Linked DNA regions of Mus musculus: region 1 is linked to region 2. A link is a contact called in ENCODE Hi-C or POLR2A ChIA-PET data. All regions are on one chromosome and are shown on one strand. The core of a region is the stretch at or near the end of the contact, and the rest is flanking DNA. Distances in the headings are between cores, read along the strand shown.

The links. Hi-C counts contacts between places; a loop is a spot of excess contacts on that map. ChIA-PET counts read pairs that join two places held with the same protein, here RNA polymerase II (POLR2A).
Region 1: a map of v-Abl transformed pro-B cells shows a loop between it and region 2 (2.3-fold over the local background). The contact joins the enhancer-like site here to the promoter of Gatd3a in region 2. A Hi-C loop is called at or near these places in 1 of 37 maps with a recorded cell type or tissue (v-Abl transformed pro-B cells). POLR2A ChIA-PET finds 5 or more read pairs at or near these places in 1 of 5 experiments (Patski).

Annotation. Positions count from the first base shown.
Region 1 is chr10:78,398,230-78,401,769 of GRCm38, forward strand. Rrp1 (ribosomal RNA processing 1 homolog (S. cerevisiae)) reads right to left here. Exons shown (of 13, transcript NM_010925.2): 13 at 2,133-2,755. The coding sequence ends at 2,565. Among named protein-coding and RNA genes, the nearest start is that of Mir6907, 8.5 kb to the right of the region's middle. Within about 2 kb of position 1,369, at least 1 of the 3 ENCODE cell types and tissues checked has a DNase peak (open chromatin) inside an H3K27ac peak, as active enhancers do.
Region 2 is chr10:78,167,694-78,171,231 of GRCm38, forward strand. Gatd3a (glutamine amidotransferase like class 1 domain containing 3A) reads right to left here and starts at 2,062. Exons shown (of 7, transcript NM_138601.3): 1 at 1,902-2,062; 2 at 1,680-1,732; 3 at 1,116-1,229. The coding sequence starts at 2,036. Pwp2 (PWP2 periodic tryptophan protein homolog (yeast)) reads right to left here. Exons shown (of 21, transcript NM_029546.2): 21 at 3,217-3,538.

The sequences.
Region 1 (3,540 bases), core at 119-2,618, 230 kb after region 2:
GAAAACCTTCAGGGCCCCAGGATAGCCTTCAGAGCTGATCCAAGCCATAATATCCCCAGCTTGGGTTTTTGCTTGCTCTGTGGCCTTCAGACATCATCCCTATTGCAATGAAAGGTGTGTGTGTGTGTGTGTGTGTGTGTGTGTGTTGTTTTGTTCGACTAGCCTCGAACTCGAGAGTCTCCTGCCTCTGCCTCTTGAGTGCCGGAGTTAAAAGTATGTACCACCACCGCCAGGTTGGAAAAATATTAAAAATAAATTACATTCAGTCCACCTCTCTGTAACTACTACAGGCTCTCAACTTGGGGACTCAAATACCTGTAGATGCAAACTGTCCAAAAGCAACAGTTTCACATTGAGTATGGTCTGCACTGAACTTGCATGTGCCTCCCCTCACCCCTTATTTCCTTTAACAAAGCATGGCAGCCATTGGTGTAGACTTTTGCCTTGTACCAAGAGTGAACATGAAGTACATAGGAAGTTCTATGGGGTTCTGTGAAGATAGTTTGGAGATTTTAGTGTTAGTTAGGGATTTTAGTGTTGGTGATGCTCAGTGTTTGTGGGGGTCCTGAAACCCACCTCCCCATCAGTACCAAGAAATTCCTTTTCTCCTGTGTGTTCATGTGTGTGTGTGTTCATGTGTGTTTGTGTTCATGTGTGTATGTGTCTGTTCATGTGTGTATGGGCTTGGGGAGGGGCCTGTTTTCTGATGGAGGTCACACAGTCAAAGAGGCAGAGCCTCTCCTGGTCCATCACCTCCTTAGATCAACTGGACTGCCCAGAAAAGAACAAGGTAGCCAGGTGAGCATCCGCATGAACTGCCACACCCAACAGGACAGGGCATGGCAAGTTCCCACACTGTGAACAGGGGGTACTGCTGGGTCGCCTGGTTCACCCCCATAGTCTGGGGCTGTATGTCGGAGGCCAAGCCGCGGACTGACAGGCGAGGGTTCACACTGGGAGCAGGGGCTGTCATTCGGAAGACCCGCAACAGGTGAGTTGCAGAAAAGCCTGGTGGTTCTTCAAACAGCTGCCCAGGCAGCTGCACTCCTGGGTGTCTCCCCCCCACCCCCCGAGAGCAGTAAAGAGGCCTGAGCCCTGAGAACAGCTCAGTGACATGCAAAGACCATGCATCACTGCACAATCCCAAGTGCGCCTGTGCAGAGCAGCCCCACCCCCACCCCCCACCGACATGACGCAGATCAGAGGCTGCCGACCCAGGGAGCAGGCTCACCAGGCGTAACAGATGTGTAACTGCTGGCGGCTGCCCAGTTCTGAGAATATCCTGTTATCTCACGAATGAGACAGTGGGTATGTGCCTTGTGACTGCTCTCAAAGCTGTGAACACGGGATTGAAGATGGCCACTTTCGCACAGATAATGTTATCCTCTGGGGTGCATGGCACTGCCTGATCTCCATCAGTCAAGATCCACAGTCAATGTTGAGGGACTTGGTGATTCTTGTCTGGAGTCAAGCAGTTACTAAAGAGACTGCAGACATAGAAGTGCTTCACATGGTGGTGCTGGCTGCAGGTCTCCCCCAGGGGAAACAGGCGTAGAACCCAGGGCCTCACTCAATTAGAACCAGGGTGTCACACCCAGTGACTGTCCTAAGCAGCTCTCTCAGAATGGTGACCCACACCACCCAATGCTGTCTCCTGTGCACTCTGGGATGTGCTTAGGCTACCACAGCGTCCAGGGGCAGAGACTGCTTAGGCACTGTCTTTCCTCCCATGACCTGGCCTCCTGCAGCCCTGGATGCCCCAGTAGTGACCCCAAGGAAGGGACAAGCCCATAGCAGCAGGGCTTGAGTCTGCTCTATTCAGAATAAGAGCCCAGTCAGGTCATGCTCAGGCTGCCAGCTGGGGTCTCTATAAATGCTGTGTACAGTGTCCCAAAGAGAGGTGGTGACAACAGCCAGGCTCTCCTGCCATGGCCCTGTCACTTCAGTCTCAGGAACCTCCTGAAAACCCTCAACAATGCAAGTCTGAGATAGGAGCACAGAGCATGAACCCACGGGCAGGCTCTATTGCAAGGGTTCTCAGATGCACATAAACTCAAAAGTAAGATGAAAATACACACCTCACCCAGGAAGTGACATCTGCTATACCCCTACACACACACACACACACACATCCAAAAATGGGAGAAGCAGCCATGTGCTGTAAGGACCCGCAGTTTATTTGTGGGCAGCCAAGGGTGGAGGGGACAGTGACCACACAGTTACTTGGTTTTGTTTTCCTGACTATGGTGGAGGGAAGCTGAGACAGGGATTTACTCTGCAACCCAGGCTGGACTCAGTCTCCAGATCTTCTGGCCTCTCTGGCTAGGATCAGGCACAGCCATAGCATATGTACAAGTGAAATGTTGAGTGTTTTTCTGAGATGCAGGTCATGGCTCTGAGGCAGGATCATGCTTAAAGGCTGGGACTAAACCAAGAGTTTCTTCCGTCCTCCTCCTGCTCCTCCCCTATAGGACGGACGCTCAGAACCTCGGCATTCAGAGGCTGCAGGAGCATGCCCAGGTATCCTGCCCCATTCCACCATGTGCCAGCCTGGGCTGTGCACCTCACTCTGCACTCTGTGATGACTGTATCCTCTTCTTGGGTTGCTGGGCCCCAGCCCCCTTTGCCCTAGCCCCGGGCTTCCTCCTCTTCCCAGGAGGACCCCCTTGGCCAGCCTTCTCATCCGTTTTCCTGTTCCTCTTCCTCTTCCTTCCTGGGCCTGGGTCTGCACTTGAGGATTCTGCCTCACTCCCCGCTGTGGACAAAGTAAGGCTTGTGAGCAAACTCCTGGGACAATATGGTGTCCTTCAGTCACGGCAGTGCCAGCACTGGGGACAGCACCAGCTATGGCTGCTGACCAGGGTGAGCTTCATCCTGGGTCCCAGGATGATCCCAGGGAGGGCTCAGGAACTGATCTCCAGAAAGACTAGCCAGAGGACAGGGTGAAGGGCCCAGACATGGAGCAGGGTGTGAAGACAGTGCAGGAAGAGAGGTAGAGATGGCTATCTGACAAGAGGGCCAGGGGCCGTACCCCCAGGACCAGCAAACATTAACTCAACCTGCTGTGTCAGAGCTGAAAGACGGTGTCTGGGCTGAGGCTGGGGCCATGCCAAGGGCAGGCTGGTGAGAAGATACTGCCCAGCTGGGACCAATATGTATGGGCCTCAGTGTGGAGATAGCTGGGCCAGAGACAGGGTGAATGCAGTGACCTTTGGCAGGGCAGATGGCAGATCCTAGGTTAGCATATGACCAGGTTAACCCCTGAAAAGACTGTCAGCTCAGGCAGGGCCACCAACAATGCACAGCAAGCCCTGGACAGTCTTTAGCAAGAGTGTCACAGGCTAGCACATACACAGCAGGAAGGCAGGGCTAGAAACCTGAAACCAACAGTTACATGGGAAGAGGCTCAGGACCACTAAGGAGACGAGGCAGACGAGGCTCTGATCAAAGATGGCAAGACAGTCAAAGAGAGCACAGGCACCAAGGGCTGAGGGTGGTCCCCAGGCCAGGTGCACTGTGGGGGTCTGTGCATGAAGGGAA
Region 2 (3,538 bases), core at 812-3,311:
GTACAACAGGCATTGTAGGCTGGGGTCAGCAGGAACTGGAGGCCCACCAAGTATCCACAGCAGGCAGAATCCAGGCCTCCACACCAGGGAGGGGCTGCCTAAGAAGCCATTTTTCAGGATGCCCAAAGCCACCTGAACATCAGATAGAGATGCAACCTCATATACAGTTGTACAACAGGAGGGAGGGGTTAGATTCAGGGGCCAGGGTTCTAGACAGAAGAGGAACTCCCTAAAGACAGCCTTGGTAGTTAAATTGCAGTTCCTCTCTCTTACCTTTTCAGTCTCAGCCCCTACCCTGCAACCAAGCCTCAGATAAGAAATGTTGTGGGCTGGAGAGATGGCTCAGTGGTTAAGAGCACTGGCTGCTCTTCCAAAGGTCCTGAGTTCAAATCCCAGCAACCACATGGTGGCTCACAACAATCTATAATGGGGTCTGATGCCCTCTTCTGGTGTGTCTAAAGATAGCTACAGCATACTTATATATAACAAATAAATAAATCTTTAAAATAAAAAAATGTAGTTGTGCTGGGCATAGAGTCAACTGCTTTTGATCCCACCAACACTTTGGAGGCAAAGACAAGAGAATCTCTAGGAATCCAAGGCCACCCTGGTCTGTATATAGTGAGTTCCAGGCCTGTGAGGGCCAAACAGACTCTGTCTCAAACAAACAACAAAAACAAAAACCCGAGGCAGTGGTGGAGTATGCCTCTTATCCCAGCACTCAGTAGGCAGAGGCAGGAGGATCAGAGTTCAAAGCCAGCCTGGTCTACAGAGTGTGTTCCAGGACAGTCTCTCTACATAGAGAAACTTTGGGAAAACAAAACAAAACAAACAACCCCTCCCTGCCAAAAACAAAGCAACAAGATAAAGGGAACACAGTACCACACAGGGACTAGCCAGAGCAGAGCATGACCACCTCACACCCAAAGGCTACTGCTACCCCTGTAACGGTCACGGGGAGGTCAGAAACATTTGGCCCATGGCCATGTATTTCCAGAACAGCCGGATGACAGTTGCTTTGAGGGACAGACACTTGATCACATAATCAGGAAGGCTACAGTACAGGAGCTGCTCATGGGAACAGGGCTCTTGTAAGGTCCTTTCCCTACCCATACCTGCTTTCCCTCTCAGAAGGCTCCCCCTTGGTGTGGTCAATCACGTGCATCTGAGGGACATCGGGAGCAAAGATCTGGACCTCAGCCCCGCCTCGGCTCAGGTGCACCAGGATCCTATATGAAGAAAATCCACAAAGACATCACTTCCAAATGTGTCCTCCGGCCTCACAGCATGACGATTTTACAGATGGACTGGCACCAAGTGCTGGGGAATTCCTAGTTTATAGGACACCTAGTTGCTTTTACGAAGGCACGGCTCCTGCCGCTTACAGACTTCTGCAAGGTAAGGGTAGAACCAGAATAAGTAGGCAAGGCATCCTTTTACTGACTGATGAGCAGCGAGGGTTGTTGACTCCGCAGGTGTTGCATTTTGGGTATGTTCAAGACCCCAGCTTGCTGCCAGGCATTCTGCCTTCACCCAGGGTCCGGGTGGCATCTTTTGTGTCTTGGCTGTGCTAACTTTGGCTTTGGACTTATCACGATGTGAACCCACTGCGCTTGGTCACCCTCTGGCCATTTCTGCCTTTTAAACCAAGAGAGTGTTTACAAACTCTGAGGACTTACGCTGAGGCCTCATGGATCTCGGTTCCGTCATAGACTCCACAGCCCGACAGCACCTGCAGGAAGAGAGGCACTGACGAGGGCGAGGGCCCAACACGCAATTACCGAGGGAGGGGAGGCTGAACCCCACCAAGAGCCGACCTTGGGCGGACAGCTGGTCGACCCCAGGCTGCGGGGACCTAGCAAGGGAAGGCACTCGGCCTGGGAGTCTGGCTCTGCACTCACCAACGCCACCCTGGCCCCGGGCCGCGGTGCGGAGCTGTGAAGGGCTGCGCGCTGGGAGGGAGCCCGGTGGTATCTGGAGAGCGGTAGGAGCGCAGAAGCCAGCCTTGGCGCCACCAAAACCCTGACGGCAGCCATCACGAAGGGCAGCCAGCCACAGTGGTGTCAGGAGAACGTGCGCCGTGGGGCGGGGTCGCGCCTGGCCAATGGAGGAGCGCGTAACAACCCCTTTCTGGAGAGGGCCAGTGGGTGGGGCCGCGCCTGCGCAGTGACCGACGGCGTACGGGAAACCCAGCACCTTTTTCCCTGGAGGACTAGCGGGAGGGAGGGGCCACAGATCTCAGGACACGCCCCCCCTCACCTAAGAGACCGGTTGGCTGGACTTCTCCAGCTCAATGACCGACCGAGCTGGGACACGCCTCTTCTCGGTTTTGAGAGGGCAAGCAAGCAAGTATGCCAGGTTAGGACCTTCCTGCGATCGACCTTGTTGAGCGGCCCGGTCTGCCTAGTTAATGTTTGAAGGGCGCTCATCTTGGTGTAGGCCACCTTGACTACCTATTGCAATTCCAGTCTATGCAATGACTAAAAACTGATTTTAAATAACGGGGTCAGAGCAAGCCCCGCGCCCTCACGGTGCAATCGTAAATTGCTCCTGCCATTGTGTTCTGGGTACCTCTGCAGCTTCCTCACAGGCCACAGTTCTGCCAGTCACGATTCAGTGAAGAGCTGAGCTGAGCATCGTACCTTCCATTTCCTATTTTGAATCAATGTGATTGCTATAGTTGCATACAGTCCGGTGTCCATCGGGGTAATGACCAGATAACTCCCAGAGTTTCACTGCCTCTCCCTAGCCACAGTGAAGGCTGTCAAAGGTGACCTGGCTTCTCTCAACTCCTAGGGATAATTAGCTGCTGGGTGTTCCCATCTTAAGATGGGAACCCTTTCACATTTAGGAGACATTTAGGCCTGGGATGCACAGTATATGCAGAAGCCAGGGAGCATACAGAAGTGGGTTTGGTGGCCCAACACCATTACAGCGAGTCAGGGATTATTCAGTTTCAGGGGACAGTAGTTGGGGGGAGGGGTGGAGCAGTGTCAGGCAATTTGCATCTGGCTGTCCACAGGGGTGGAGTGGGCATGGTTACCACGGAGCAGACTTGTAAAATACTCCAAACTGAGCCCAGTTTCTGGTATGAGAATTAAACTGGATGAGATGTATGAGATGTATGGTGATGGCTGAAGCATGGTTCAGCACTACTTGCCTGCCCTTCCCTGGGCCCTCAGTTCCACATTCATACCACACACAGACAAAACCAGTAAAGCTTCATAAAACTGTATTTGTACTGCAGATGGGGATCCCAAGATGGCACCAAAACAAGCGGGTCCTTGTCTGGGCGGCCAGGGGCCTGGCTGTCCCTGGGCACATAAGAAGCAGTTTCCTTTTCTACCCCAAGCTACACAGAGAAATGCTCTGCAGAACAGGAAACCTGGCGACACCAGGCTAAGCTCTGGCTTCTCCCCATAACGGTGTTCAAGCCTGAGCGGGTTCCAGGTGACCAAGACAGTATAGTATCAGTGTATCCTGAGTATGACAAGGGTGCGACAGCTAATGGCTCTCAGTGCACCAGGTGCCACACAGA